Linked DNA regions of Mus musculus: all the other regions are linked to region 1. Evidence: chromatin loops called from intact Hi-C (ENCODE). Cell type or tissue: heart. All regions are shown on one strand.

What was found. Hi-C counts contacts between places; a loop is a spot of excess contacts. Peaks named below come from ENCODE experiments on the same cell type or tissue, not always from the same donor. Only the 100,000 strongest peaks of a DNase experiment are listed, where the experiment ranks them.
Region 2: a loop joins it to region 1, with 4 times the contacts of the local background. A loop is called at or near these places in 12 of 42 quality-filtered maps.
Region 3: a loop joins it to region 1, with 10 times the contacts of the local background. A loop is called at or near these places in 5 of 42 quality-filtered maps.

The regions. Positions count from the first base shown.
Region 1 is chr3:50,376,777-50,384,776 of GRCm38, forward strand. It overlaps Slc7a11 (solute carrier family 7 (cationic amino acid transporter, y+ system), member 11), which reads right to left. Exons shown (of 12, transcript NM_011990.2): 7 at 7,268-7,391; 8 at 5,099-5,202; 9 at 4,196-4,292; 10 at 2,259-2,408; 11 at 788-965. Among named protein-coding and RNA genes, the nearest start is that of Slc7a11, 63 kb to the right of the region's middle. In heart, a CTCF peak has its summit at 4,940 (motif pointing left); no DNase peak of the experiment used is centred here; H3K4me3 peaks cover 1,037 bases; H3K27ac peaks cover 707 bases.
Region 2 is chr3:51,115,416-51,123,415 of GRCm38, forward strand. No RefSeq gene overlaps it. Among named protein-coding and RNA genes, the nearest start is that of Gm35891, 9.5 kb to the right of the region's middle. In heart, a CTCF peak has its summit at 6,783 (motif pointing left); DNase peaks (open chromatin) are centred at 3,436 and 6,916.
Region 3 is chr3:51,167,204-51,175,203 of GRCm38, forward strand. No RefSeq gene overlaps it. Among named protein-coding and RNA genes, the nearest start is that of Gm35891, 42 kb to the left of the region's middle. In heart, no CTCF peak of the experiment used is centred here; a DNase peak (open chromatin) is centred at 3,208.

The sequences.
Region 1 (8,000 bases):
TCCCAAAACCCCCTATCCCACCCCCACCCCCGTGTTTCTATGAGGGTGTTCCCCCACCCACGTACCCACTCCTGCTTATGCTGGGGCATCGAGCCTTCATAGGACCAAGGGCCTCTTCTCCCATTGATGTCCAATGAGACCATCCTCTGCTACATATGCAGAATTTTGATGTTCAGCAAATGTGCAATATGGACAATGGCTTCTACTACGTAAATGGTTGTTGGGAGAATATGCTCACACATGTGCAAACATAGAGAAACCACACAAGAAAGCTGCTACTCTTGGCTTGGTGGTGGTGGTGGTTGTTGTTGTTGTTGTCGTCGTTGTTGTTACTGAAAACCTCTTCCTAACGAGGTAGTATTAGAGCCATGATGTTTAAGACATTTGCTACCTTCCACCTCACTCCCCAACAAACCTTACATCATTGGTCAACTTAATGCTAGCATAGCCACTAGACTTTGTTCAACCAAAGAACACAATCATGATGTCACTAAGGGATTCAGAAAAGCAGTGGGCAGCACTGAAAAACTTCTACCTAAAGAAGCTATTCTTTCTCTAAAACTCCAGTGACGACGACCACCAGAATGAAATACCCAGAAGGGCTGCACTCTGCATGCCTTTCCTGTCTCTCTCTTCATGCTGCAGTTACAATGCAGTCATTTAGTTTAACTGACCGTTGTGCCACTAGTAGCTTTATTCTCTAAGAGATGCATATTAGCCATGTACAGCTTTATGGGTTTTCTACAACACAGTATCTAGCCGGGGCCAAGATGCTTAAAAGACTTACCTGATAATCGTCTGAACCACTTGGGTTTCTTGTCCCATACAATGAAGAGATAATATGCAGGGACCCCAGTCAAGGTGATAAGAAAACCGACCCCGGTGCTGAATGGGTCCGAGTAAAGAGAGAGGACAACCATGAAGAGGCAGGTGAAGGAAAATAGTGCCGGGATGAAGAGAGGCACCTGAAACACAACCAAAAGAAAACAGCTTCACGCCTGCGCAGTCCACCGGGGTAGAGGGCGTCAGTCACATGACCGGGTCATCGCAGAGCAGGTCAGTATAATTTCTTAACTTGTTTTAGAACATGTGAACCAAGTCTTGAGCTAAGAAATTTTGTTTCCTAGCGGATGGTCTATTCAAATTTCTTTTCTAGGAAAGTATCAACATGATTTACATTTTTCATCTTAGGAGATTGGTTCTTTGATAATCACAATTAGAACCCACGGAGTCAAGAGCGCCAGTGGCTTTGCTACATGTTAAAACCTTTCAGTGAATATTGATTTCCTGTTGAGAGTCACAATAAGACCCGAATGGGAATGAAACGGGCCAACTCCTAGTCAACAGCTAATAAAGATGCTGCGAGCATGTGGCAACCGATACAATTAGAGTCAAATCCTGATAACATGACTGGCAGCATTATCTGTGCTAAGTCTTAAAAGCAAATAAATAGTGAGATCACACCGACCCACGGACGTCTGAGACCGATGGATGACAAGGCTGCTCTCCAGCCCTGCCAAAGGAAAGCGCCAGGTAGAGGAACTGGTTATCTACTCTGTGGTGAGCTTTCCCTTTGGTATCTCAACCTTCCTAATGCTACAACCTTTTAATACAGTTTCATATGTGGTGACACCCCCCAACCATAAATTATTTTCATTGCTACTTTGTAACTGTAATTTTTATACCATCATCAATCATAATGTAAATATCAGTGTTGTCAGTGGTCTTAAGCAACCCTGTGAAAGGGTCATTTGAACCCCAAGGGGCCGCAACCCACTTGTGAAGAGTTGCTGCTTTAGAGTATATAGCAGAAAAAAACACCACAATGTTAACAAGTTACAACAAGGACTCAAATACCTAGTCTGTAAAGCAGCACTCTTGGCCGAGTTTTAACTAATGAAATTCTCTTTCTTTCACAGCCCAGCTGTTCGCAATCAGTTAGTACGAAGACAGGGGTATGCCATGCTCTGGACTTACCCAAGCCATGCATGAAAACCCAATGTGAAAAGTATCTTTTAACACTGTCTGCTCTCCACAGATAAAATCTGTGACAAGTTCACTCTATCATACCTAAACACGCATGTCATTTCCCCAAGTGAAGTGCAACAGAGGAGGTTCCCCCAGCAAGAGTTAAATATCATATTCCGCAGGCCCCTACCCTACCCAACCTGCCCATGCCCATCATCAAGTTATGACAAAAGGAGGCCTAGGTGTTAGGAGAGAGATTTATGTAAACCCATCAAGATGGCCGAGGTTACCTTGAAAGGACGATGCATATCTGGGCGTTTGTATCGAAGATAAATCAGTCCTGCGACTGCCAGCCCCATAAAAAGCCACCTGGCAAAACTGAGGAAATTTAGAAGACTATAGAGGTCTCCGGAGAAGAGCATCACCATCGTCAGAGGATGCTGGGGTGGAGAAGGAGGAGAGACAACGTAAGCAAAGGGACTAAGAGGGAACAGGTAACAACAGTCAATAGCCTCACTTCACACTGTAAGTCCCATCCATTAGTTACTCATAATGCTACCATCCTGACCAAAGCCTGGATCCCACAAACTTCTTTTCCATATTCTGTTCTTATGCTGCAACAAAGCCTCCTTTGGAGGATGCTGTCAGGAGCCCCATTTCAGCCAGAATTTTGTAAGAATTTGCTGTTTCGTTCCTTTGTCGGTTCCCTTTTCCTTGGAAAGGAGACAACGTATTTTATGTTGTTTTGCTTTTGTGTGGAACGGTGTCTGTCCATCTCGACACAGGTGCACATGTGTATAAATGCAGGGATATTTGTAAATGCATGTGGAAGCCAGAAGACAATTTCTACCTTGGGAGACAGGGTCTCTCATTGGCCTAGATTGGCCATGCAGGCTAGGCTGACTGGCCAGTGAACTCTGGGGAGCCTCCTGTCTCTGCCTACCAAGCACTGGGATTATGAATGCAAGTTACTATGCCACTATTGGTTCTGAGGGACTAAACTCAAGTTCTCGTGCTTGCAAGACTAGCAGCGTGTATAGGTACACCTTACTTGAGACACTATGTTTTCAAAGAATAAAAAAGAAAAAAAAATCCAATCACTCAAAATCATGCAGAATCAATTAGAAAATTTCCAATCATAAATATTAAATGTAGATAACTGGGGAACTCTAAGAAAGCTCTGAAGTGATTTATGAAGTGCTCTTGGGACCCACACACAGGCAACGACCATGTAACGGTGAATCTCTTAGCTCCTGAACGCACAGCATTGACCTCTTCCTACTCCAGGTCAGTTCTCCCCTTGTGCTGACTGCATGTGACCCTCAAGACCAGGAAAGAATAAACATAGAGAAGAAGAACATCAGAGCAGGACTCTGCAGCTGATAAAAGCCAAGGACAGCATGAACGATAGCAGAGGCGTCACACGCAAGCCGTCTTCATGGAATAATACATCCTGTTCCCACAAGTGACGTTAGCTTCCAGACTGTGCACAGAGTGCACAAAAGAAATTTCAAGGAAACATTCTGAAAGAAATTAAATGCATGGAGAAGGAAAAAAAAAATCCAGGGTCCCCTTGACAGCAGATTCTGGTTAAGAAAAAAAAATGTTACTAAAATCAGAGGGGGGGGGGATGACTATAGCATTGCTGATGGGTATTTGAGGGCTCTTACACCTTTTGTATCCCACATTTCACAAATATTGTCCCCATCCTAGAGAATTCCACAGTTTGCATTTAGGGGTTTTCTTTCTTCTAAGGTTTGCTCTCACAGGTCTCAGTTACTCTTGGAGAACCATTTCTCTGCTTGGTGTTTTATCATCTATGCTTTGAATTACGTTGTATGGCAGGAGCCAGGAGGAGACAATGGATAATTTTTGCACAGTCTGCTTTCAGCTGAACTCTGAGTCTGGAGTTTAGATTGTAACCTTGTGGGTTTTTCTTTTTCTTTCCTTTGAGGTTCTCGGCCAAGGAGAGAAACCACAGCCTTCATTTCCCTTCACACCTTACAAATTTCTGCAAAGGTGAAACGGAACTAAGGTGGGTCATATCCCAGGGCATCCAATACACATCAAAAGCACGCCATGGAAGCAAGCCATTGCAACATCTCTGGCCTCCCAGAAAATGATACATGGAGCACCAACTGAGTGGTGAATCGGGATGTCAGGTTTATTCCCTCCTTCCTAACCGTTTTGTGAGGTTGTATCTACATTACTTGTTAATATGCATTACCAAAACAATAACAGCTGGCAGAGGAGTGTGCTTGTGGACATGAATCATAGAGAGGATTTCCGGAAGGTGCCCTTCTCGAGATGCGACGTAGAATAACCTGCGGGGAGAAAAACGGTGAAGTTGACTATAGAATCAATCATTCAAATGGGTAACATTCTTAAATCCCCGAAGCAATATGGACGAATCTTCCTCATGCTAGGCATCTTGACATTTCTTATCTGGTCATTTGAGTTGTGCTTTGGAAACAAAGGGCAGATTTCATCATAAGTCTCTTTTCAGGACATACAGTGTCTGGGAAATATCTTATATCACTCCGAGGAAAAACAATAGCAATATTGCACTGAGTGGAGTTCTCCCTATACTTGAGTAGCTGCTGGCAAATTCAGTGCTAGATTGCTAGTGTCAGTCCAAGCTAGCACTCATTCAGTGCACAGGTACACACATGTACATGCATGTTGTGTTAACATTTCTCTAATTTAAACTGTAACATAGACCAAAAAAAAAAAAAAAAAAAAAAAGATTTTTTTGTGCCATCTAACTAAGGAAAAAAAATGGTTACCGATGGTGGAGTGGTGATTTCTGCTTTCAATTTTACTCTTTTTCGTGGCACCTTCAGGAAAACAAAAGACTTTATCGCTAGAAATAAAGGCCGTTATAAGACCCTGTAGACTCACTCTTTTTAAAAATGCAGCATGCCTGGCTCAGAGTGGGCTATGTGTAGACACGCAGCGCCCTCTACTGGACAGAATGAAACCTGCTTCACTGGAATCTACGAGGAACTCGCATATCCCTTTAAAAACAACAGGTTCGGAGGAACTATTGCTTTTCTCTTTAAAAGTTATCCTTATCACATCCAATCTCTAAAACAAAAATGTGTTTCTGAAAATACATGAACTCCCTCACCTGGAGACAGCGAACACACCACCGTTCATGGAGCCGAAGCAGGAGAGGGCAACAAAGATCGGGACTGCTAATGAGAATTTTCCCAGCAGCCGCTCAGAGAAGGTCTGAGGAAGGAAAGAACGGAACAAATTAATGCTTTCCCCGAAAGTGGAATAAAATGAAACAATTTAGGCCAAACTTGCTCTTTGACTTTCTATTAGCCTGGTGCTACGTGAATGTTTTATAATCCTTCTTTTTCGTTAGGGTCAAACTGACTCCACAAGACAATCACCAGCAGCGGGTACCACGGCATTCCTTGTCTCAGACCTGTGGGCAAAGGTCTAAGCAGTCGCCTTCTCTGTCCCTCCAAAGCAACGATCCGTTTACTGACTCTTTATCAACTATCGCCTCCGATAAGAGGAAGGGGCTCAGTTCGGAAATTCTACATTTAGAGACAGAAATTGTTCTGCACAATCCCAGAAAGCCACCTTTGTATGAAGAGGTATAGATACACACTGGCGAGTGTTTCGGGTACTTGTTTCACATACCAACCTCAGTTCGGGAGGATAAATCAAAACAATAGACAAGTTGACCATTTCATCACAGGAGTGAGCCACTCTGGAGGTTCTTTACCGGGTAAGCCCTACCAGCTGAACCTGTTTATGGAGTCAGCCCTCCCCCACCCTAGGAGGCCATCATTTCCTTCCAGGGTTTCCTGTAAAAGGCTAGAACAAAATTCCAATCCTGACAAGCGACAGAAACTATAAATAAATGAAATAAATGGTAGACAAAGTTCTAAGCTTTCCTCCTAGGCTGTCATGGGGGTAGTCTTGCACATTTGTATAAAGGATGCTGTTTGTTGTTGTTGTTGTTGTTAATATAAGATTTTTTTTTCATTGTCCTTGATGCAGCTGGTGTTATGCAATTAGCAGACCCCATTATGCTTTCCACAAATTAGTGCTGCCCTTTGCCTAGAAACGTGAGGCAACCGACCAGACACCGGAAGCTTTGTCCATTTCACTGCCTGACAGCACTGCAGTGGACAAAGCCCTCAGACACTGGTTCACAGGACAGGAGTTAACCGTTCCCTGTGGGTGTTGCTGATAGGAAGTGATACCATGTGAAAAGGAACTGCCCCTTGGTGGATGGGAGTGTCACTGCATGTTGTTAAGTTTTCACCCTTCCTGGCTTTGAGTTAATGAGTGAATTCTTTCGAGTTAAAATTCTGAACAAACCCATATTAACATTTTACTCCAGTTGTTGCTCTGATGGGTGAGCGGGGAGTGAGTGTGTGGGTGGAAGAGCACACTCATAGAGACAAAGGGGAGGGGGAATGGGATGGGGGCGTTGTGGAGAGAGACCAGGAAGGGAGACAACTTTTGAAATGTAAATAAATAAAATAACCAATAAAAAAAAGATATATCAGAAAAAAAAATCTGAACAAACACAAGTATGTGTTTCAGAAAAAGCAGTCTCATGACATGGTCTTTGGAAACAAATATAGTCCTGGTGTCAAATAAATTTGTGGAAATGCTTTGGAATTATATGCACGTAGCTCTTAGGAGTTACAATGCACACTGGCATCTTCAAGTATTATAGGAACACCTCTTTAACATTTAATTGCCTAGCTGTTCCCAAATTTATAAACACCCCAACGTTGCTGTTCCGAGGTCATGCTACAAATAGATCAATAGTCATGGTCCTCCTGAAATTCCTAGAATGATACTTTGGGGAGAGGATTCAAGTGGACATTTGAAAAGTTTCTAACCAGAAATGAGAAGAGTGGGTAATACTTTGCACACTAAAACTTGCACCGATTTGCATTCAGCAACTCCACCTGTCCTTAGAAACATGTTGGGAAGATATTCCCTCTCTGTAAGACAGCCTTGATGGAGTTTTAGGCAGCTTTATATAAAAATGCTTTTTAGGGGATTTAAAAGAAAATACCAAGGAAAACAGAGGTTTTGGCAGAGGTTAGCTGTATGTTATGACACATACTAAAGTAAGGTGTGCTCTAAATCTTTAAAATATTATCATTCAGGCCAAGAAAAGATTACCAACTTCAAAACCCTTTCTCCTGGAAGAAACCACGATCAAACTGTACCAGCTCATTAACCCGAATTCAAAGAGTCACGACTGTAATGTAGACCACCACCAGAGCAGCGCCATAGCGCTGGACTGCAGACTTACCACCGCCACGGCGCTGGACTGCAGCAGCTCCTCCGCACTGATGGTGGTAAAATAGGCCACGTTTGTCAGTACGTAGCCCACTGTGATGATAGCCATGGAGATGCAGATTGCAAGGGGGATGGTTCTGAAAGACACAAAGACATCACATGTGGGTCATCCCGCATTCTCTGCTACCAAAGCATACAGAAGACTAGCTGCAGGGATGGATGTCGCCACACCAGCCATAACTGAGGGCTTTGTTGGCACATGGAGGAACATTTTATCAGAACAGAGTACCCTTGCAACTTAATGAGATTCCGGGGGGAGGGGGGAGGAGGCATTCTGTATCACTTGGGTTTTTCGAGACAGGGTTTAGCCCTGGCTGTCCTGGAACTCACTTTGTAGACCAGGCTGGCCTTGAACTCAGAAATCTGCCTGCCTCTGCCTCCTGAGTGCTGGGATTAAAGGCGTGCGCCACCACGCCTGGCTGGTCTATCCCGTTCTTTACACCACAACTGTTACTGCCACACCATCCTCACAATCACCTGGAAGGCTTGTTAAATAAAGCACGGGCCACCTAGCCCCTCCCTGGGTTTCTGATTTAATGGGATCAGCATCACTTCTGGGCACCTATGTGATCCTGATGCTGTTGACCTGAGGACCGCACGCCTTTCCACTATGAATCCACCCACCGCACCGACAGCTTTTTAAAAGGGAGTCCTTCAATACCGAATGGCAGAGAAGCATCTGAAGA
Region 2 (8,000 bases), 740 kb after region 1:
GAGGACAGGGAGTCTTTGCTCATTGGACCTTCATTTCCCCCTTTGTATTCAGTGCAGAACTTCTGCCTAGGGGATGATGACACCCACTCCCTGCCCCACCACCACCACCCACTTCCGCCCCACTTGTTCCAGCCTATTTATTATATATAACTACACTGTAGCTATCTTCAGACACACCAGAAGAGGGCATCAGATCTCATTACAGGTGGTTGTGGGCCACCATGTGGTTGCTGGGATTTGAACTCATGACCTCTGGAGTAGTCAGTGCTCTTAACCACAAAGCCATCTCTCCAGCCCCTGACACCCACTTTTTAGGGTGGATCTTCCCTCTTACTCTTCTCTGGAAACACTCTCACGGACATGCTCAGAGGTATGTCTCGGGTGATTCTACAGTCACTCACACTGACAATGAACAGTAAGTGGTGAGAAGAGGGGTGAAGTCACTATCACTATCAGAATCATCTGGGCAGCATTCACACAGTTCCACTCTTCTCCCCCGAGATCTGGACACCAGTGACAGCTGAGAATGCAGAGAGCTGTGAAGATGGGGAAAGTGGAAAAGTCTAGATGCAGAAGAGTCCCTTCCTTTCTGTCAACAGGACCATCATGACTGGTGCTCTATTTGCATGCCACTAAAACAACAATAGGAGACACGGGAAACGTGGGCATTGGACTGTTCTAAAGAATGTGCACTCCTAAATTTTTCCTATTGGGATGCTGAGAGTTCTTAGTCAATGCTTATCTTGCTAATTGGACTTATAAAGCCCTGAACCAGCACCCTGGTGGGAGCTACACACAACAGGACAAGAAGTAGGTATAAGGACTCTGCTTTTTTTTTCCTGCCTAATATTCAAAGCAGGAAAATTCTACTATATGCAAACACCCATAAGTTTTAAGAAAATCCCCACAGGCTGGATGGAGAAGCTGTCACTGAGACAGGGCAGGGTGGCAAGGAGATGCCAGGACTCCATACACAAGAAGCTTGACTGGCTCCAGCAGCAAGCTATTATTGTGCGTCACCTCTGGTCACCAACAATGCCGACCATAAAGAGGAATTGGCCTGTTCCCTTGAGTTGACCCAGTGTGATCTCCACACCTTTCCCCCAGCCACCCTTTGTGCCCCACCCCCATCCAGCAACACTAGACACTCAAAGGCCTCCAGAGGAGCTAGAATGGCAGGCCTATACCACCAGATCAGGCTAAAACATACCTGTTTTGAAAGTTGACTCCTTACCCCCCTCTTTCTTGTTCTGCTGTGTGTGGTATACAATGTATATTCACATTGTGTAATGCGGGTCATGTGATGTATAGTGTGTTGTATGTGTAGTGTATGGTATACAGTATCTTTTATGTGTGTATAGAACGCAGTATGTGGTATGTAGTATGTAGTATGATACAGGGTATGGTGTATGGTATGTGCATTGTGTGTTTATGGTGTGTGGCATGTTTTATGTGTGGTGGCACACATCTTAGCTTTGTCTTTCATTGCTCCGTGTATGTTCTTTAGTGGTGAGAAGTCTGTTCTGAAAGAAACAAGCTGCTTCACCCTTCACAATTCATCAGCTCTCACCTCCATCAACTTGTGACGAGCCACTTCCATGTCTAACCACCTGACGACACCTTTCCCCATCTCTAGACACAGAGACACATATACACACCATGTACACAATACAGCACAAACCACATGCTACATACCATAAACACACGATGTGTGCCATACATCACACACTAATTCATAAATGCATACCCAACACACACAGCAACAGAAAACAGATGTATGTCACAAACACACAAGATAATGAACACCATATAGCACAACTGCACACCAATTATCATACCACGCATTGCCCTAAACACACTACAAGCCATAAGTACATGACACCCTTTGCACTATATACGTATGTATACACAAACACACCTCATTCACACCATACACACAGAGACAGAGAGAGAGAGAGAGAGAGAGAGAGAGAGAGAGAGAGAGAGAGAGTTTCTTATCACTCTCATTTGCATTTATTTACTCTCCACTCCTCTTACTCCCTTAGTGATTAAATGCTGACCGGATTTCCCCTTGGGCATCGGGAAATAGCAGCATCCTTTTTCACAGTTGCCTGGTCTCTCCTTATTTGCCCTCACACAGCTTGTATTGGGGCAGCTCCTCAGCAGGCCGGCTGCTTTCTGCACAGAATCACAGTTCCCCATTTACCACCAACCACTGGATCTGATGCTGTTTGGAATGAGCTGCTCCATCTACAGACTTACTGACAATCCTCAAGTCTGTAGCAGTGTCTCCAGAAGGGATTGGGGGCTGGAGAAGGGACTTATGCATCCTGTGTGGAACCATAATAAGGCTTCATTATCAGGTCAGCTGAAGGGAGGAAGATGCGGATGAACCTCCGGGATACACAGAACTTTGCAGAGAACACTTCCCATTTAGAACTCACTCCCTGACACTTGTTGCTCCCCGAGGGATGGGGAACAGAAGAGACCCTTCAGGCCTCATTGTCTAATGAGTGACCAAAACCCAATGCTCTAGGATGTCAGACCCCCTCTCGTAGAGTTACCGAGAGCCAGTTCCAGACCCGTTCCTTCACTCTCTTCTACTTAGTTTTCATTTCGAAACAAGACCTCTCTAAGGTGCCTGGACCTGGACTTGCAGTATTTCCATCGACATAAAAAAAGAGGGGGAACTGTGGTGAGGGGTTTCAGGTAAGAATATATACAGAGCTATCTTTGTTTTTGCACTCTCTGTGTCTGTGTGTGTCTGTGTGTGTGTGTGTGTGTGTGTGTGTGTGTGTGTGTGTGTGTGTGTGTGTGTGTGTGTGTGTGTACACAGCACATTCGCTTGCCATGTCCCACATGTAGACATGTTCTTTCCACCATGTAGGTTCCAGGGATTGAACTCGGGTTGTCAGACTCGGTTGGTGGCCATCTTACTAGCCCCAGAACTATCTTTGGAGAAGCTGTTAGGGCCCAGGTCAAAGTCTGTGCTGCAACTGCATGCTCACACTCTGACCCGAGTGGGCAGTTAGCACAGAAAGGTAGGACGGCGGTACGCCTAATGTGTCTGTAGTAGAGTGCCTGGCTATGATGAGGAAGACCCTGGGTTCAATCCCAAGTGCAAAGGAGGGAAGAGAAGAAAGGAAGGACAACAGGGAGGGAGTTAGTGACCACGAGAAAGCTCCAGAGATATCGTTGTTTAGGCTGGGAAAAGAACTAGAGGCCAACCATCACCCCTACTGGAAGCAAAGAGTTCCTCCCTCGGCCTTGACTTTAGGTCTCTCTTCACCAAGTAGGGATACAGCCTGGAGAGGCAGAAACATCTCCCACAGACCTGAATCCATTTATCTATCTCCTTTAGAAGAAGCAGACACTTGTTCCCTGGGCTGAAGGGGGCGGGGCGGGATGAGACGAGGGGGCGGTGCGGGTAGAGAGACACATCCTGGACCGGATGAATCACCTGCTTCCTGTAAATTCTATTTCTGGAAATGAAGAGGAAACACTGCTCTTACCTGATTGAGAGTTGCTGCTCAGTGTACCTCAGACTCTAAACAGGAAGGCATGCCAGGACGTACTGACATCCCTTTTGTAAATGATCTAAATGTGGAATCACTACTTAATATTATGGAAACTGGTAAAAATACCATCAAAGTCTGGCAAGCAAGAATATTAGCAAAGTAACTGCTTCCTCCTTGAGATAACACAGTAATAAAGGCCAGGTATTGGGAAATGGGCTGAAAGCCAGCCATGGTAGCTCACACCTTTAGTCCCAGCACTTGAGAGGCAGAGGCAGATGGATCTCTGAGTTCAAGGTCAGCCTGGTCTATAAAGTGAGTTTCAGACAGCCAGGGCTATGCAGAGAAACCCTGTCTCCAAAAAAAAAAAAAAAAAAAAAAAAAAACAAAGGAGAAGAGGAATAGGAAGATAAAGAGGAAAAAAAGGAAGAAGAAGAGGAGAAAGAGGAAGAAGGGGAAGAAGAAGAAAAAGGAGGGGGAGGAGGAGGAGAAAAGAAGAAATGGGCTGAGAAGGTAGGAGCACTTGCTACCCTCAGAGAAGATTAGTGTTTTGTTCCCAGACCTACCTGACAGTTCACAGACACTCTATTTCCAGGCATCTCATGGCCTCCTCTGACCTCCTCCAGTACATACATGGAGACAAAATGCTCATTGTTTAAGAGCAGTGAACACCCAGAGTTAGTGAAGTCCTCTGTAAGTGGACACAGCCATGTTAAGGACGTCACAATCTTGGGCTCAGAAGGACTGCAAAGCCTTCCATGAGGGACCAAGTGCTCATATTGACAGTGTGTGCATACAACGTCCAGCCAGCATGGCTCTCTCCCTGTGTTATGGCCTAGACTGTTCTCCTCAGAGACCACTCCTTCCCAGGCTAGCTACACCTGTCTCCTTGATCCAGTTGTAGACCACAGATCTAGCCTCCATGTTCATCTATACAGGGTGACCTGCTTCTTGTTCTTCTGTATGCAGTAACCTCACCTCTCTATTCAACTCTCTATAATAAACATGTTAAGCTTCTAAGGTGTGGTGATCTCTCTAACAGAGGTCTCAGTCCACCTGGTCCCTGCTTTCCTGTGTGTCCAGATGTCTGCTTTTCCTTCATTCCCTCGCTGTCCAGGTTCAAGTCCCAGGAGCCATGCTAGGATACAGCAACTTATACACATAAAACAGAAGTAAAAATTAAAAAGTATTAGAAGTAACTTGCCACAAGCTGGAGACGTGTCTCGTGGGTAAACTGCTTGCTGGACCAACACAAGGACCTGAGTCTGGATAGCTAGAACATACCTAAAAAGTATGAGGTGTGACGCACGTGCCTATGATCCTGGTGCTAGGATACAGATAGGCAGAAGGACCCCAGGGCTTCCTGGCCAGCCAACTGAGCCAGGTGGTAAGCTCCAAGTTAAGTGAGAAACCATGTCTCAAGAGGTAAGGTGAAGAACATCAGAACACCAATGATACTGACCTCTGGCCTCCACACATACACACACATGTGCACAAACACACAAGTACACCACACACACACACACACAAATGTCTTGACACATTCTTCTTTGAAAATCTTGCCTTGATTTCTTTGAAAAGCTCCCAATTTGTCCCCATTTGGAGAATGAAGTATGATGCTGGTTATCCTAGTTGTTCAAGTCACAACTATTGGGAGCCTCTCTCTGTACCGGAAGCATCCGCGTGGAACAAGCAGGCTTCACAATCCCACACCTCCACAATGTGGAAATGAGCATGTTCTCGCCATGTCAGGCCGGCAGCCAGGCGCATGCCACTCACTCGTCAGGCAGGCACTGACCCCACTCCATCACAGTCGGCATGCCAAGAGCTGGGCATGGCAGAGTGGAGGTGACATGCAGGACACCTGCCCTTCCGCTTCTGTGCCAAGCAATCAGTGAGGATTCAGCTGTGAGCCACCACCGCAGACATGTCAAAGGAGCCGTAACTCAGCCGCAAATTAAGTGTAGGTATGTTAGCTGGTCTGTTACAGGCTTTTCTATTTTCCTCGTCTCACATTTTGCAATTGATAAACAAAGAGTTCGCCAATAAGGTGCCAAAAAGAACATCATAATCAGGAAGTTTCAGTGATTTTGTTGTATGCCACTACTAATAAAAGGATTGATAATGGAAATAAACTGGGAGGTAGAGGAATGAATGGCAATATATATATATATATATATATATATATACATATATATACATATATATATATATATACACACATATACATCATATACATCATATACATCATATACATATACATCATATACATATACATCATATACATCATATACATCATATACATATACATCATATACATATGCATATACATATACATATACATACACGCACACATAGATTTTTCTGATAATGTTCCATTTCTTTTTTCTTTTCTTTCTTTTCTTTTTTTTTTCTTTTTTTGGGGTATGTGTGTGTGTGTGTGTGTATGTGTGTGTATGTGTGTGTGTATGATACAGTCCAGGCTGTCCTCAATCTCAAAATGTAGCCAGAAAGGGCTTTGATTTCCTAGTCCTCTTGCCTCTGACTCCTGGATGCTTGTATTATAGGTTGGCTCGTTTTAGCACTTATTTTAATGTTCATGAGTCCTGCTTCTCAGGTAATACCAAGGGGAAGTTAAGAAGCAGAATCAAAATAAAAATAAATGTATCTCTGTCCCACCAACACATTATTGTCACACTGTCCAACAGGCAAATGTGTTTTAAATGAAAGATATTAGTCACTAGTTTTCCCTTAACATCTCTTCCAAGTGAAGGAGGTTTTTGGGAAGCTTGTCTTTCTAGCCTGTACATTCTGTCTCGGGCAATCAATGAGAAAACATTTTTTTGACAAGTCAAATGTCCATGATTAAGAGGAGAAACAGCCCTCTCTCTGCAGAATATATGACTTACTCCTTCTCGGTCCCTGAAGGTATCAGTCTGCGTTTCACTGCAGACGCAGCCCTGTGTCTTGGTCAGTGCACACATTAAAGGCTCCATCATCCTCTGCTACTTAAGAGAGAGATTTAACATTAGCTCGTGTTAGATGTAAAGGAACAACCTTCTCCATTGAAAGAGAAATTTTATTTCTCAGGGAGAAAAAATACTGCATGCAGTCACTCCGGTGCATTATGAACCTGCTACTGCGTGTGGAATTTATGGTCGAGGTCTCTTCTCTTTGGCAAGGATTCTTCACCTCTAAAGGCAGAATTAAAGATCTCAAAGCTGCCCCAAAAAAAGTTCCACGGACCTTTAGTGCCATCTAGTGCTCAAAGTCTGTCATGCCTCACCAATGGCTTCCTCTAGGAATTTGAAGAGATGGAGGCCCTGGCAGGGAAAACTCTGAGAGTTCTAAGTGGGCTTGGCAGTAAACAGCATTGGCCCACACCAGAACTGTTGTGCCTGAAAACAGTGTCCTGGATACATGACATTTCCACACTGGCTCCCATAAAGAGCTGCTACTGGATCTCATGGCTGCCCCCTGCTTAGTCATCTGCTGGAAGCAAGCTATCTAGAGTGGATGGTGTGTGTGTGTGTGTGTGTGTGTGTGTGTGTGTGTGTGTGTGTGTGTGTTGCATACACAAGAGGAGCCTGAAAATGTTCCATGCTGAGAGCCCTACACCATTCCAAGTGGCATCAGGAAGGGACACATGCAAAATCACCCCACATGACTTCTACATTTAGATCCTGGGGTCAATATCCTGCACTAGAGAGGCCTTCCTCCTCTGTACTCTGGTTATAAACAGAAGCCAGATGTAGGCTACATGAAAGTGAGGTTAATGGGTCTTTCTAAGGGCACCATGGACAGCAGCTTCTGTGGTTGGTGGCATGTGATCTAGATACTGCTACAGAGGTAGCATCTCTGTGTCATCGCTACTTGCCAAAAGCAGAGGAACAAAGCTGTCAGAGGCTTGAGGATTTAATCTATAACTTCCCTTCCTTTCCTACCAACCTCTGTTCTAGCTGCTGTCATTTTAAGAATCAGGTTTAAATGCTATGTCCCAAACCTGTGGCACTGTGGAATGGAGGTGTAAGTTATAAGGGGTTGGGCAGGAGGTTAGGTCACTGGGCACATGCCCTTGCAGATACTATTAGGACCCTGTGCTCTCTCCTTCTTGTTTCCAGGCTGGCGTGAGGCAGCCTGACCTCCTGTATCATGTGATCCCACCATGGCACGGTGTGAGGACACAAGCCCAAAACAAAAGTGACCATGGATGGAAAGCATGCCCACAAGTCAACCCTTTTCCTTAGACATCCTTTTGTCGTCTTCTTCTTCTTCTTCTTCTTCTTCTTCTTCTTCTTCTTCTTCTTCTTCTTCTTCTTCTTCTTCCTTTTTTTTTTTTTTTTTTTTTGAGACAGGGTTTCTCTGTATAGCCCTGGCTGTCCTGGAACTCACTTTGTAGACCAGGCTAGTCTCGAACTCAGAAATCTGCCTGCCTGCCTCTGCCTCCCAAGTGCTGGGATTAAAGGCATGCGCCAACACTGCCCT
Region 3 (8,000 bases), 790 kb after region 1:
CTGATTTTGCTTCTGTCTGCTTAGATTCTCTCTCTCTCTCTCTCTCTCTCTCTCTCTCTCTCTCTCTCTCTCTCTCACACACACACACACACACACACACACACACACACACACACACACACACACACAAAATCCATTGCCTGGGAGCAATAAGATGGTTTAGCGAGCAAATGTGCATGCCTCCGAGCCTGGCAACCTGAGTTCTAGCCCCAGAACCAACGTGGGAGACGGGGAGAACTGGTTCCTACAAGTTACCCTCTGACCTCCAGATGTGCACCATGGCATGTGCACATGTACTCACATACAGAGAGAGAGAGAGAGGGAGAGAGAGAGAGAGAGAGAGAGAGAGAGAGAGAGAGAGAGAGAGAGAGATACAAAATATTTTTTAAATTAAATTTCAAAACCCAACAGACTGAGAAACTGAAAGAGCAGAAATCTCTTTCCCAGCTCTAGTAAATTGAAGTCCAACATCAAAATGCCAGCTCCCCAGCTTGGAGCCAGCCCCTTCATCCTCCTATGTAAAAGAAAGCAAGTTTGAGTCTGCCTTAGTCAATGTTCTATTGCGGTGAAGACACACCATGACCACGGCGACTCTGATAAAGGAAACCAAGGCTGGCTTACAGTTGGTTAGTCCATTCTTATCATGTCAGGGAACATGGCAGCATGCAAGCAGACATGATGCTGGAGAAGCAGCTGAGAGGTCTACAGCTGGATCTGTGGGCAGCAGGAAGACAGAGAAACAAGAGGCCTGTCTTGATCTTTTGAAATCTCAAAGCCCACCCCCAGTGACACATTTCCTCCAGCAAGGCTACACCTACTCCTGTTGGTGTGTTCCCCAACAAGGCCACACCTCCTAATCATTCTAACTGGTGCCATTCCCTGATGACTAAGCATCCAATTATATGACTCTAAGGGAAGCCATTCTTATTCACCCCCCTGCCCCCCAAAGGCTTATAGTCTTATCATAATGCAAAACTGAGTTCAGTCCAACTTGCAAAGTCCCAATCGTCTATCATCGTCTCAACATTATTTAAAAGTCCAAAGTCTCTTCTGAGCAGGTGGCTACCTTCATACTCAGAGAGGAAAATCCTTATTCACATCTAGCATCCCTTCCTCACTTTAGAATAGCAGCAGCAAATAGCAGTTGTGTGTCTCCAGGTGATGGAAGCGCGTGCCTTTAATCCCGGCCCAGGAGGCAAAAGCAGGTGGATCTCTGAGGTCGAGGCCAGCCTGGTCCACAGAGCAAGTTCCGGGACAGCCAGGTTTGTTTTAGAAAAAAAGAAAACTGGATAATGGCCTATGGAGGGCTGGACATGATGCCCATAATACAGGTCAGGAAGACCATGAGTCTAAGACGAGTCTAGGCCACATAATGGATTCAAGAGCAGCCTGGGTCTAGTGAGTTCCAAGCCAATGTGGGCTACTGAGTAAATCCCTGATTCAAAGACTCCAAAAGAGGGGTACTAAGAGGACCAGCTGAGCTGGATTAGGGTGCCATTCCTGGGCCTTCATCTAACCTTAATTACCCCCTAAATGGCCTATTTAGGGATGAAGGCATAGCTAGAGATTAAGCCTATAGAGTCTCAATTTTTCTATCATGGTACACTCAAGCCTGAGCCTGTTGTTAAATACTATCACCGTGGCAGCCAGGCAGTGTTGGCCCACACTGTGAATCCCAGCACTCAGGAGACAGAGGCAGGCATCTTTGTGAGTCCAAGGCAGCCATAGCTACATAGAGAAACTCTATCTCAGGAAAAAAAGGCGGGGAGGGGGCAGTAAACTTTGTGGACTGGAGAGATGTCTCGGTAATTAAAAGCACTGTCTGCTTTCAATCCAGAGGACCAAGGTTCAATTCCCAGCAACCACATGGAAGCTGACAACTGTCTGTAACTCCACTTCCAGGGATCTGACGCCCTCACACCTATTCACATAAATCATTTTTTAAAAAAATGCTGTTGCATTGGCAGTTAGAGCTTCAACGCACAGGTTTTGAGAGACAGTTCAATCCCTAACAGTGACACGCCTTCACGGGATACAATGACATCACCAGGCGGCAAGACACGGTGAGCACAGGGGGCCCTTCTCATTTTCCTGTTTCCTGTCATACCCGCTATCGCTGGAGGCTTTTATCCCGAGTACGTTGGCAGGGCCTGCATATGCATGTGTATCTGTGTGTGGTACAAGCTCCGAGGCCTTGTAACAGAGATGATGTATCCCCACTGAAGAGAAATGACAGTCCGAATGAGGAGAAGAAGCCAATTTGTCACTTAATGCAGAGCCTGATTGTGCTGCAGCAGGAGCCTCACACCGAGATTGATTACAAACAAGATGACATTTCCCTGCGGGCCGCCTCACGCATTATTATAAATAAATACCACTCGCTTTAGCATCTGCATGGCCATCGATCGAGAACACATTCTTCTGTGCCTTGGGTTCACAGTAAATATCCCGGGGACCACGACGGCCTTTCTTCAATGTGTAAAAGCAGCGTGGCCTCACATGGGACAGTTTCATAAAGTGGGGACTGTCACACAGTCCATGAGAAAAGAAAGCACACACGGAGGCGAACTGACCCTAGGAGTTCATTTCCGAGAAAACTTAGCCTTAAACTGTGGTGGGGCTTTGTTCCAAAGGCTTCGGCAGCTGGACAAAGGCGCGGAAACCTGTGAGCCCAACACTCCAGACGATCCCGGACTCCACAGTGAGACCTTGCCTCTAAGGAGAAGAAGAAGAACACACAGTCTATAGCCCCTCAACAGCTGTTTGGGGGTTGTTTGGAAGTTTGCTTTTTTTAATCATTTTTTTGTGTGCGTGTTTCACATCAGCCCAAGAGAATCAGTTGTGATCTGGGAGTCTTTCCTGAAAAAAAATCACAGTGGAATTTTCGAGATGGAAATAAATCTGTTAAATTTCGAATATCTCTTTTGCCCTTGCCCTGACTGCTCCAAATCTGTCATCTTATGAGTTTCAAATAAATAAGTTATTTTAACCAGCAAAATATAGAGTGACTGTTTTCTATTTATTTCTTTACGCTTTGCTTCGGTGCAAGGGTGAATTTGATCTGCCTGCGGAAATTTTTTTTTTTTCATTTCAGTATCTCTCCACTCATTTTCTATATTCCCCTCCACCTCCTTTTGAAGCTTTTCTATCTGCTCCATCTTTCCCTCCTACATAAACCACGAGTTTGGCATGTTTCTGGCGTGACGTGAGTGCCCCCTGCTGTCAACGATGGTGAACAGCTCCGCAACCAGGCAGGTTCAGACCAATACCGCAGATGGAGAAAAAAACACTACATCCCTGGGCAAACACTGGTAGGATTGTTAAAATGAATAATTTATTAAATCGCGATTGTTTATTGACATCCCTTTCATTATTTACTTCTCAGTTATTAAACATACTCGTGGAGTGCCTGGGTGTTAGCCCTTGGCCCACTCCAACGCTTTTTCCCAGGCAGGGATGGAGCCAGCCCCGTGATTCTCTCTATCCAAGACATTTTCGATCTCTTTTGTCAGGTCGGGGTCAAACTACAGTTGTTCCATGATGACTTTATCAATTCTCAGCTGATAGACTCTAAATGAAAAACTGCCCGCTGCTGCCTCGCCGCCACTTAAGAAGGGGGTTATCTGGGTAATATTCTGTCAATCAGGCAGGGTCTGCGACAGACACCGGGAGTCAAGTGAAATAGGAGGAGAAGATGATTTCAATGTTTTTATTAGTCATTGTCCCCCACATCAAAGACTAGCTGACAGCCATCCCTGTCTGTCCTTCCAAGTCAAAAAGATAAGGGAAGGAAGCCACGCATGGACATTTGAGGGCATGCTCCATTCTGAAGGAAATCAGCAAGTCTGTGTCTTACAGAACGATACCCGTCAGCCCTCACAATGGGGTGGGTCCAGGTCAAAAGCACCAGGCTCCAATGGGAGGAGCATGTCCCAAAAAGAAAAGCTCTAACCCCAGACTTGAAGATACATGCTAGTCTGCACCCGGGAGAGGCCTTGGCTTTTAAGGACAAACTCAAGTTTCCCGGTGGTTTGTTCTCATACAATATATTCGGGTGGCACTTCTCCCTTCTCCCAACTCCTCCTCATTTTTAACAATGCAGGAGTTCAGAAAGGTGTATGTGTAGTATCGATAGATAGATAGATAGATAGATAGATAGATAGATAGATAGATAGATAGATAGATAATGAATAAATGAACCTCAAGGCCAAAAAAAAAAAAAGTGAAAGTTAACAAATTTCACTCTAAAACCCCAAATCTTAAAACAAAGAAGTGATGGTGAGATGGGTCAGTGGGTCAAAGTGTTCACCCTGCATGCCTCGAGATTCCACACTGAAAGGAACAAACCAGCTTCGCTGGCTTCCACACTCAAGCCCACATCCCCTCACACGGTGGAGTACGCCTTTAATCCCAGCACTCAGGAGGCAGAGGCAGGCGGATTTCTGAGTTCAAGGCCAGCCTGATCTACAAAGTGAGTTCCAGGACAGCCAGGACTTTTCAGAGAAACCCTGTCTCAAAAAACCAAATAAATATAAATAAATAAATAAATGAATAAATAAGAGAAAGGCTAATTGATCATGATTGTTATTAGTACACATAGCATAAGTCTCCTCTCCCCCTCCCTCCCTCCTTCCCCTCCCCCTCTCCCCCCTCTCCTCTCTCCCTCCCCTCTCCCCTTTCCCCTCCCCCCTCCCCACTCTCCTCTCTCCCTCCCCTCTCCCCTTTCCCCTCCCCCCTCCCCACTCTCCCTCTCCCCTCCCTCTCCCCCTCCCCTCCCTCTCCCCCTCCCCTCCCTCTCCCCCTCCCCTCCCCTTCCCCCTCTCCTCCCTCTTGTCTTCTCTCCCCTCTCCCCTCTCCCCTCTCCTCTCTCCCCTCTCCCCCACCTCATAAAATAAGTAGCTTGATTCATTTTCCAAAAACTCATTAGAAATCTGCATTGGGTGGGAAAATCACATTATCAGATGTTTTAAAAATAACAATAAATAACATTAGAAATATCATCAAATTATATTCCCTTTGTCACATTAAGTTAAATATGACATTTTTCTCTCACCGCTCTGGGTATTTGAAGGCTCTGTGCTCAGAAAGCACAGAGAAGACGCAGAACAGGGCCAGGACCAAGGCCAGGGCCAGAGTTTTCTGATGAGCACATATGTTCAGCCTGCAGTCCTCCAACTACGTGCACCTATGATGACTAGGAACAGGGGCCAACATCTTCGTAAGGATGTATGCCATGTCACAATGTCAAAAAAGATGGACACCCTTCCTTTACACCAAATTGTCCAGAAAGTTTGTAAGAGAAACATCATTTTAGTGAGCAAGAGCCTTAAATTTGAAAGGAATCTGCCACCCTGGCTTGAGTTCCACTTGTGACTTGATCACGAAGCTTGTTTCCTTGTTGTGTGTTGTATGTTCTTCATAAAATTAAATGTGAGTTTGTCCAGCCATGCATATAAATATCTATCCCAACATCAGCAACATGCAACACATGTGCAGACCCTTCACTTCCTACCTCCATTCCTTCTCTCTGTCCTAGAAGCCATAATTAAAGCGCTGGGGGGGGGGGGGCCTTCTGGCCAGGCACAAGGATGGCAGAGGCAGATGGATCTCTATGAGTTCAAGGTCAACCTGGTCCACATAGCAAGCGCCAGACCAGCCAAGTCTGCGCAATGAGACCCTGTCTCAAAAAAGAGGTGGGGGGGAGGGAAAAGGGGATGAAGGGGGAGGAAGAGCAGAGATTCTACCATTAAAAAAGACAGAAAAAACAGTCATTACTTCCTAAACCCACTGATTTATCTTGTATTGATTAACCATTTGCCTTCCAGTGTCTTCTCTCTGAAAGACCGAGGCAGGTACTCAAACTGCCTTCACTGATTATTGATCCCCAACCCACCCCCCATGAGAGCTGAGGATGGCTTCTCTCTCATTTTAGTCAAACGCTTGACCTCAGAGTCACAAACCCCAACCCGCATTCAGTGATTTTTTTTTTTAAATCAAAGAACTTCCACTAGGGAATTCCTCACCAATGTTGGTTCTTATCTGTTCAAGCTAATAAACCAAGAAATGGAGTAAACAAACTATTACTAAGTTAGACATCATTATAACAGAGTGGTTCTAATCTTAGCATTGCACTACCCTGGGGACACTAATGTTTAGTCTTCCCATTGAGCTCCACCAATGACTAAGAATCACCCAGCAATGACAAGCAGCAGAGACAGCCAGTGATTTAATGGTCAATGCAACGATGAAAATGTGCATAAGATCATGAGAGCAGGGCTGGAGAGATGGCTCAGTGGTTAAGAGCACTGAATGCTCTTCCAGAGGTCCTGAGTTCAAATCCCAGCAACCACACGGTGGCTCACAACCATCTATAATGGGATCTGATGCCCTCTTCGGGCGTGTCTGAAGACAGATACAGTGCACTTACATATAATAATAAATAAATCTTTAAAAAGAAAAAAAAAAGATCATGAGAGCAGCAAAGAGAAGCCCCTGACCTGGTTCAAGGGTTGAAGGGAAAGAAGGGAAGAGAGGCAACCTTCCTGAGAGAATCAGGTGGCCCTTCCTTCAGTTCCTGCCTCCACTCAACTTGTAATAAGTCTGGGCATGAATATGTCCAAACCTGAGGGTTTGTAATGGAGACACACACACCCAAAAAAACAACACACTTCAAAGACCACATAGTCACACATTTGAGAGTCAAAGTCGCCTGCCAGCAAAGTAAGGGATCAAAATAACCAGCTTTCAAACAATTTGTGTTTCTTCAAAGCAATGCAGGCATAAAGGAGAAATGTGAGGAGGAAAGGGGGGTGCATGGAGGGAAGACAAACGAAGACTGAGGAGCAGGAGAAAAGACTGAGCGAGTCCCCACATAGAAACTCCAAATGTACAGAGGCTCTCTCTTCCCGTAATGTATGTGTCCACCCTGATCAAGATTTACAGAGAGAATCACCATCAGCCCAAGCACTTCTCAGGGTTTTTATCAGAACGATGGAGGACACTCACAGGGGCAAGTGCTTCGGAATTTCCTGAGCGATGATGCTAAGTGCAAGAAGTTGCTATTATGTCCCCCTACCTCCTTCCTCGGGTCCTTAAGGAGCCTCGGGAGACTTCTGGATGTTGGGAAGGGACCCGAATGATGTGGGGGTCAAGGGAAATGGTGGGTAAGTGTCGGTACAGACATCTATCCGTGTCATCTTTTCGAAATGACATTTCCCTCCACAGCAAGAGAATTTTTGATGAGCCTGGAGAGAGTGCAGTAATCGGATCATCCGCAGAAGTGGGTTCTGCTCCCCACCCTCTGTAGGGATCCATTAAGGAAGCAGGAAATGGAAAAAGAAGCGCTCCGTGTCACAGATGTCACTTAACATTACATTTTATGAAGTTCTTCTGCCAAGGCCTCTGGTATCGGCAGACTCAGAACAAGGTGTGCACATAAATAAACGACCCGCCTGCATTCCGGGGCTGTGTGCCTCGGTCCTCTTTGTGAACTTGCTGGGATGTGGTGAGGTTGCAAGAGAGATTCTAGACCGAGTATATAATATGAACTTGTCACGGTGCCAATATGTGGAACCAACAAAAAAAAGATTTATGGCTTTTGTCTGCAAGATCTGATGGATTAGGACGTTAGGCTCCTCGCTGTTGGTCGGGGAAATGAATACTCCAAACCCCCTGCCTCCGTGACTGTTTTCATTGCACTTTTATGGTTGCTTTTGTTCTGATCTGGAAAGTCAGGAAGGCTCAGACTCTCCACAGGCCAGCAATGGAGATACGAGAAGCCACGTACGGCCACACTTATGATAAACCATGCCGATCCGAGTGTCACCGGGGGAGACTGTTTAGTAACAAAACACAAACTTCCAAACAAGTGATAACAGGGCCTAGTGCCGCACAAGGTCTTTGAGTCAGGAAGCTTCTTCAAGCATTTTACAGACTTGTATAAAGGGTCCCTCACGCGTCATTGGGAGTCAGTTGCATCGAGGGCAGAGGAAAAGCAGCTG